2 separate regions of the Mus musculus genome follow, and region 1 is linked to region 2. The links are chromatin contacts, found by Hi-C or POLR2A ChIA-PET in ENCODE. All regions are on one chromosome and are shown on one strand. The core of a region is the stretch at or near the end of the contact, and the rest is flanking DNA. Distances in the headings are between cores, read along the strand shown.

Region 1 (3,026 bases), core at 422-2,921, 110 kb before region 2:
CCTTGGGCTTGGTTTTTCTTTCCTTGTCTTCCTTCCTTTCTTTTTCTTTCTTGCTTTTCGAGACAGGACAGTAGCCCTAGCTCTTGCAGCCATGAAATGTGTATTTGTGGATCTGTACACTTTACACAGTTCCAGAACAAGGCAGATCTGTTGTGATGTCCCCAAACACCTTGCCCTTTCCTGCAGAGACAGCTCTAGTAAGTTGACTGGGGAAAACCAGTGAGCCCAGCTACACATCAGGTGTGGTGCTGGTTCAGCTGACCTCTGAGTCCTTCTGGCTGGGACAGGCTATTTGAGTTTTCAGAAAACCGGGTGTCTTCTGATGGTGGGACATGGCAGGGTGACCCCAAAGCAAGGGCTCCATGTGCGTTTTATAGCCCTGCCAACTCCTGTGTAATTTTCTAGCAGCTCCTCTGAGAAAGGAACAAAAATGTGTCCTGGTGAAGCCCAGGCACACCCTCCCTCCTTGCCCCAACTAACTCTATTGGTTGGGAGGTGAAAGCAGCCGAGGTATCTGCAGTCTGAGCAAGGCAGCTTCTGGGCGGCCTGGGGCCCTGACCCTCCCTGGTTGACTCGTAGGTTCTGCCGTTGCCTCCCAACTTGCATCACCTGTGGGCCAGAATGGTCTATTCAATCCACGCCGAAGAACCTCTCCTCCCTCCCTTGCTTTACCTGTTCCTAAGTCACAGGGCCCAGGGTTCACTTTTCAGTCTTTATTCAGGCACCTGGCCTGGCCCCAGGTCACATATGACCCAGTAGCTGGGCTCAGGTCCTCAGGACCTCTGTTACAGAATTCTTTCTTTTTTTTCTTTTTTCTTCTCTCTTCTCTTCTCTTCTCTTCTTTCTTTTTGGTATCTTGAGACAAGGTTTCTTTGTATTGCCCAGGCTGTCCTGAAACTCACTCTGTAGATCATGCTGGCTTCGAACTCAGAAACCTACCTGCTTCTGCCACCCAAGTGCTGGGATTAACAGAGTGTGCCACCATGCCTGGCTCACAGAATCCCTTCTTGACTTTGAGATTCACACTTTTTCTAGATCCTTTTGGAGACACAAGTCATTCTATAGGAGTAGTACGAGCCCACTGGCCCTTCAGGTCCTCTCTGCTCCAATGGTAGGACTGATAGGATTAAGACAAGATCAGAAGTTCCAGCCACCCCCTCCTCCTGCAGGTTCTGCCTGAGAACTCTTCTCCTCTGGAGGCCCACTTCTAGACTTCTAAGCTGAGAGGGTGGACAGGTCTTATGGGCCATGCTTCTCTAACCTCTCAGCTGGCTCATAGATAATTGGACCCTGGCTACAGATGAGGAAAACAGAGGCACATAGTGGAGGGGCCCCACTGCAGGCCTGTATCTGCTGTATTTTGGACCCAGGACTGTCTGGTTCTAAACAGCAAGACTAGGAAGTGAGTTTTCTGTTCTCTGCTCCCACCCTCATGCTGGGCCCCCCATCCCTGGCCCTTTAATCTAACGATGTCTGGGCTGGGTCTAGTCCTGTGGCTTCCATTCGGTCCCTCCCTTGGCCTGATACAGAAGAAGCCAAGGCCCAGTGCCTGTGCACCCGCAGGAGATTGCTAGAAACCAGGCTCGGGCAGGCAGTCTCAACCCGCTAGGCGAGCTGTCAGGATGCAGGCTGGTGGGCGGGGCTTGATGGGAAACCCCGCCCCTCCGCTCAGGTGGCTCCGCCCGCGGAACCCAGTTTCCGGGGAACTTTTCCTTAACGTGGGCCTAGTCCGAAGCCGGGTGGGCGCCGGCGCCATGGACGAGCTGGCCTTCGGTGAGGCGGCTCTGGAACAGACACTGGCCGAGATGTGCGAACTGGACACAGCGGTTTTGAACGACATCGAAGGTGCGTGTCCCGGGGCTCCGGCGCGGCCTGTGCAGGGTCGCACGTCCGGCGAGGGCGCTTGGCCGGGAACTTTGGCGCGTGCGCACTGCGCGATCTGGCGCCTGAGATCTAGGGTTGAGCTTTCCGGACCGCAGTGGGCTAGGTTTCTGGACACGCTGAGTATCCACTCAACTTCAAGCCTGGTCCTGTGTACAGTTCACAGGCCGACCCGGGGTTTCTCATTTCTTGAGTTCACCAAAATTCCCAAGAAAGTCCACGAACCGATATTTGCATTTACCTTGGCTTGCAAGCATCTGGCTACTTTGGATTGAGGTCAGGGAGGTCTCTTTGAGTGCACTAGAGCTAAGGAGCAGCCCCCTCACCGGAAAGGAAAGATACTTTTTAGGCGGAGGGGGAGGCAAAGGCCCTTTAGGCGGGACCTGAGTTTGAGGAATTGGAAATCTGATAGAAGAGAGAAGGTGCTCTCTAGAATATTTTTCAAATTTTGTGATTCTGGGGCAGTAACTCGGATTCTAGAACATATTAACAGGCTTTCTGCGCTGAGCCACACCCCAGGCCACTTAGATCCTTTAAAACATCACTTGAACTCGCTCAGTATGATTCATCTCCCATGTCAACAACAACTACCAATTGGGCGGAGGGAAGGAGTGGCGGCGGATCTGGAGAAGAAAAAAACCCCAGCAAGTCATTGTTACTATAAGATATGTATCCATGTTAGGTGGACTGTTCAACGATCTCTGGTGGCTGTTAGCAGTTTCAAAACATTATATTTCTCTTGCTCGTTTAAGGCTGCTCCACATCCTCCTCCACCCCAGATAATCATGACTGTGTGTCTACAACTACAATGGGGCCTGTGGGATTACAGTAGATTGTGCCCCCTGATGCTCTGTTGATAGACACCTAAGCTGTTTTTTATATCCAACACAGCCTTGGACTGCTGTGCCTACGTCCTCATCAGAGACCTAAATGTGCCATCAAAGCTTGGAGTTACTGCTAGTCACCTGCCGGGCAGTGGTGGCACATGCCTTTAATCCTAGCACTTAGGAGGTAGAGGCAGGTGGACCTCTGAGTTCGAGGCCAGCCAGGGCTACACAGAGAAACCCTGTCTGGGGGGGGGGGGGCGGAGAACAAAAACTGCTAGACACTTAAGAGGAATGAAAGTTTAGAGATATCTTGGCTGA
Region 2 (3,382 bases), core at 87-2,586:
TAAAGTCATCAAATACTTTACAAGTCCAAACATACAGCATGACTCTTTCATTCTTTGCATTTGTTGTGCTCATCCCATATTGTTTTTCAGGAATTTAGGACACACACACATACAGTGTGAATGAGTGAGTGTGTGTGTAGAGGAAAACTTGCCAGAGTCAGTTTTCTTCAAAGTCAGGTCACGAGGCTTTGTAGCAGGCCCTTTACCTGCTAAGCCATCTCACTGGTCCTATATCGTTTTTTGAGATGAGGGTTTTGGTATGTTGCACAAGCTAATCCTAAACTCCTGCTGCACTCAACCTCAAAAGGAGCTGAGATGTCAGGCATGGGTGGGTCTGGTTCTACTTTTGAACTTCTCTACAGTCAGCATATTCAGATTATCAGACTAGAAAATACTTAGAATTGGGAAGTTTTGTTTTGTTTTGAAACACAAGAACTCCTCATTATACAACCCAGGCTGGTCTCAATCTTGCTAGCCTATCAACCTCAGCTTCCTGAAGCGCTAGAGATACAAGTGTGCACCACTACTCTTGGCCTACATATCAAGATACATCCTTCTGCTTCCATAAAAACCTACTCTCGTCCTCCTGTGTGTGCCCTGGGTGAGGCTGAAGAAAGGCAGAGTCCAGCAGCTTAAGAGGCAATCTTCTTGCCAAGACCCTAAGACCAGTATTAAATTTAGCTGCCTGCTCCATACAAGCAGAAGGGGGCAGAAGCCAACTGAATTGGAGCCTCTTACTGGACTAGAGGAAAGAAAGCAGATCAGGAGGGTGAAGTTAGGGATTCAAGGCATGAAAAGCATGCGGAGAGAGGGCAGCATTACATGGGTCAAACTTGGCAACAAAGTTTAGTTACAGGTTTCCCAGGGCAGGCGATGGAGCCCGGGCTCAGAAAGTAAGAATGTACCTCCTGGCCAGGCAACCAAACGTCTGCCAGCTACAAGAGGCCAAGTGCTGGGCTCTGTCGAGGACAAGCGAGTACCTCTGGGCACAACTCTGCCAGTGTAAGAGAGTGTCGGGGCGCTCCCCGCGCCTCGTCCGTGAAGGACCGCGCAAAGAAGCACCAAGGCTGTGGCACCCGGGGGAGGGGAGAGCTAGACAGCAGAGAGCCCTGAGAGTACCTTCCCAGGTCTGGAAGCCACGCCTCCGGCTTTGCAATCCCGGAAAGGGGCCCGGCTCTACCAGGGGCGGGGCCTTGGCTGCCGGTCCCAGCAGCGCGGAGCATGACGGGCCAGGAGCTGCCATGGCGACTCAGTGCCCGCCCCGCCCCGCCCCGCCCCGCCCCTTGCACCTCCCGTGTGGAACGCTGCTTAGGGGGGCGCCGCGGGCTGGCGGGCAGGAAGCGCGGGCGTCTGCCCTCCCGCCGCCCGTTTCGAGGTCGTGGAGAGGAGAGGAAATGGCCCCGGAGCAACCACGCAGCTGCCTGATCGTCTGGCCCGACCGCGCCTCAGTAGATTTGGGTCCTGGTCTGAGCAGCCGGGCTGGTGCGGGTGTCCTCACTAGGATAATGAATACAGCTCCACTACCTATACTACCCAAGACGACCCCTCACACGCTCTGCGAGGAAACCGGTCTTCGGACCTGTGCCCCCAACCTGGTGGCCTGCACCAGTGATAGGGCAATTTGACTCCTAGTCGTGGGGGCTTGTGATACTATCTCTACCTACAGACACCCACTGCCTGTCACTGCACAGTAAACCTTCCTGCTCCACAGGGCTGCCTCCCCACTGGAATTCCCACCGTGTTCCTGGTTCTGGAAAGTCTGTTTTCCCGGGTGGCCATGATACCCTCCCTACTACTCCACTTCTTCCTTGCAGTCACAAGCAGCAGAGTGGAATGGGAGCTCGACACTGACTAGGCCTTTAACAGTCCTAAGGTATGTTAGTCCTAAGGTATGTTAGTCCCAGGGAGTCCGTTAGATCTGTACAGAAGTCAAGTGGCAGGGCCCAAGCGTTGCCTGTCTACAAGGAATGGGCCTCGTCATCCAGCTCTGGCTACCCACAACCCAACTACAGCTCGACCTCCCATACCTCCTCCCTCTCTCGCCTACCACAGGCCTGGCTTCCCTTCTGAGCCGCCAATCTGAAGCCACACAAAGGCCTGTTTGTTTGCTTTCACTCCGACTCCCCCCCCTGGATCCTATGTCTTTTCTCTGCTACCTGCCGGCAGGGCTTCCTCTCCCAGCCGCCAGCGGGCTGAAGAGGAGGGGCCGAAGGGAAAGAGGGGCAGCCATTGCAGAAAGCCCTGCCTCATGATCACCCCGTGGTTCCTCGAATCCACCTCCCTAGTACCAGGAGCTCTCAGTTTGATGGCTTGACAAATGACGATGACACTGGTGTCCCTTCAAGGTGTCTCCGAATAAAGGGAGCTAGCTGGGTGGGCAATACCTGGGTAGAGAAAGAGGAGCAGATAGACTCAGCTAGTCTCCCCCTATCCATGTGAACAAGATTTGTTTGTAAGAAAGGCTGCCTTGGCTTTCTAAGCAACCTGGAGTCTGCCAGGAGATATGGAGATGAAGGGGGCCAGGAGGCCTCGATGGAGCAGGCAGAAGGATGTTGTTTCCCAGCTCCCCCTCGGTTGGTGGGTGCCCTCAGTGTCCACTTTGGCTAGGCACCCCAGAGAACATCTTGTGTCTCAGAAGCCCTGCACAGCCAAGTGAGCTGAAATAAGGCTTTCACGGGCAAAGAAAAACAAACAGCCACATTCCACACCACCTTCTCTACCTGCAGAGGGAGGCTGCCCTCTCTCCCCATTCAAATAAAGAAATTCGACACTGATATAGCACAGAGATAGGCAATCTGGCCTGGCTCCCCCACCAGAGCTCTTTTATTGCACCCTGCCAAGCTGGGTGGCCCAGGGCGGGTCCTTCCCTCCCTGGGGCCTCTTTCCCTTTCCAGGCTGAGTTTAACCCCTATGGCCACTTCCAGGATGAAAACATTATGCCCACCCAAGAATGGAGGAAACCAAAAGAAAAACCCACAGGAAGAAAAACCTCCCTAGTCAACCTCAGGGCTGTCTGTCTCCAAACCTTAAACTTTTCTTACCTGAAAACAGTGTCATTTCACAGCAGCTGATTGATTATCTATGAAACGGGTGAATGACTAATGTGAAAGGAAGGTGGTAAGCAGGGTTAACTTGGAGCCCAGTAGTTGTGATTCTCAACTGGTTGAGCTCATGTCGGTCTCTTAACCTTTCTGAGCTTTAGTTTCTTTGACAGAACAGTTAAGGGTTAGAGAGGACCACCCAGTACCTGGCACAAAGCAGGTACAGCTTAAATGATAGTTCTCCTGGCAATGAGAGACGGGCCTTCACTCATCAGAGGAGTCAGAGCTCCCTTCCCTTCGCCTTCACCAGCTGGCTTTGTCTACAGGTATCCCATCACTTC

The links. A loop is a pair of places that touch in the nucleus more often than their neighbours do. ChIA-PET counts read pairs that join two places held with the same protein, here RNA polymerase II (POLR2A).
Region 1: POLR2A ChIA-PET joins it to region 2 with 10 read pairs in embryonic stem cell. The contact joins the promoter of Srebf1 here to the promoter of 4930412M03Rik in region 2. A Hi-C loop is called at or near these places in 1 of 37 maps with a recorded cell type or tissue (T-helper 2 cell). POLR2A ChIA-PET finds 5 or more read pairs at or near these places in 3 of 5 experiments (Patski and embryonic stem cell).

The regions. Positions count from the first base shown.
Region 1 is chr11:60,219,272-60,222,297 of GRCm38, reverse strand. Srebf1 (sterol regulatory element binding transcription factor 1) reads left to right here and starts at 1,671. Exons shown (of 19, transcript NM_011480.4): 1 at 1,671-1,845. The coding sequence starts at 1,755.
Region 2 is chr11:60,113,186-60,116,567 of GRCm38, reverse strand. It overlaps 4930412M03Rik (RIKEN cDNA 4930412M03 gene), which reads left to right and starts at 1,336. Exons shown (of 1, transcript NR_164317.1): 1 at 1,336-3,382. The region is part of intron 1 of Rai1 (retinoic acid induced 1); the gene reads right to left.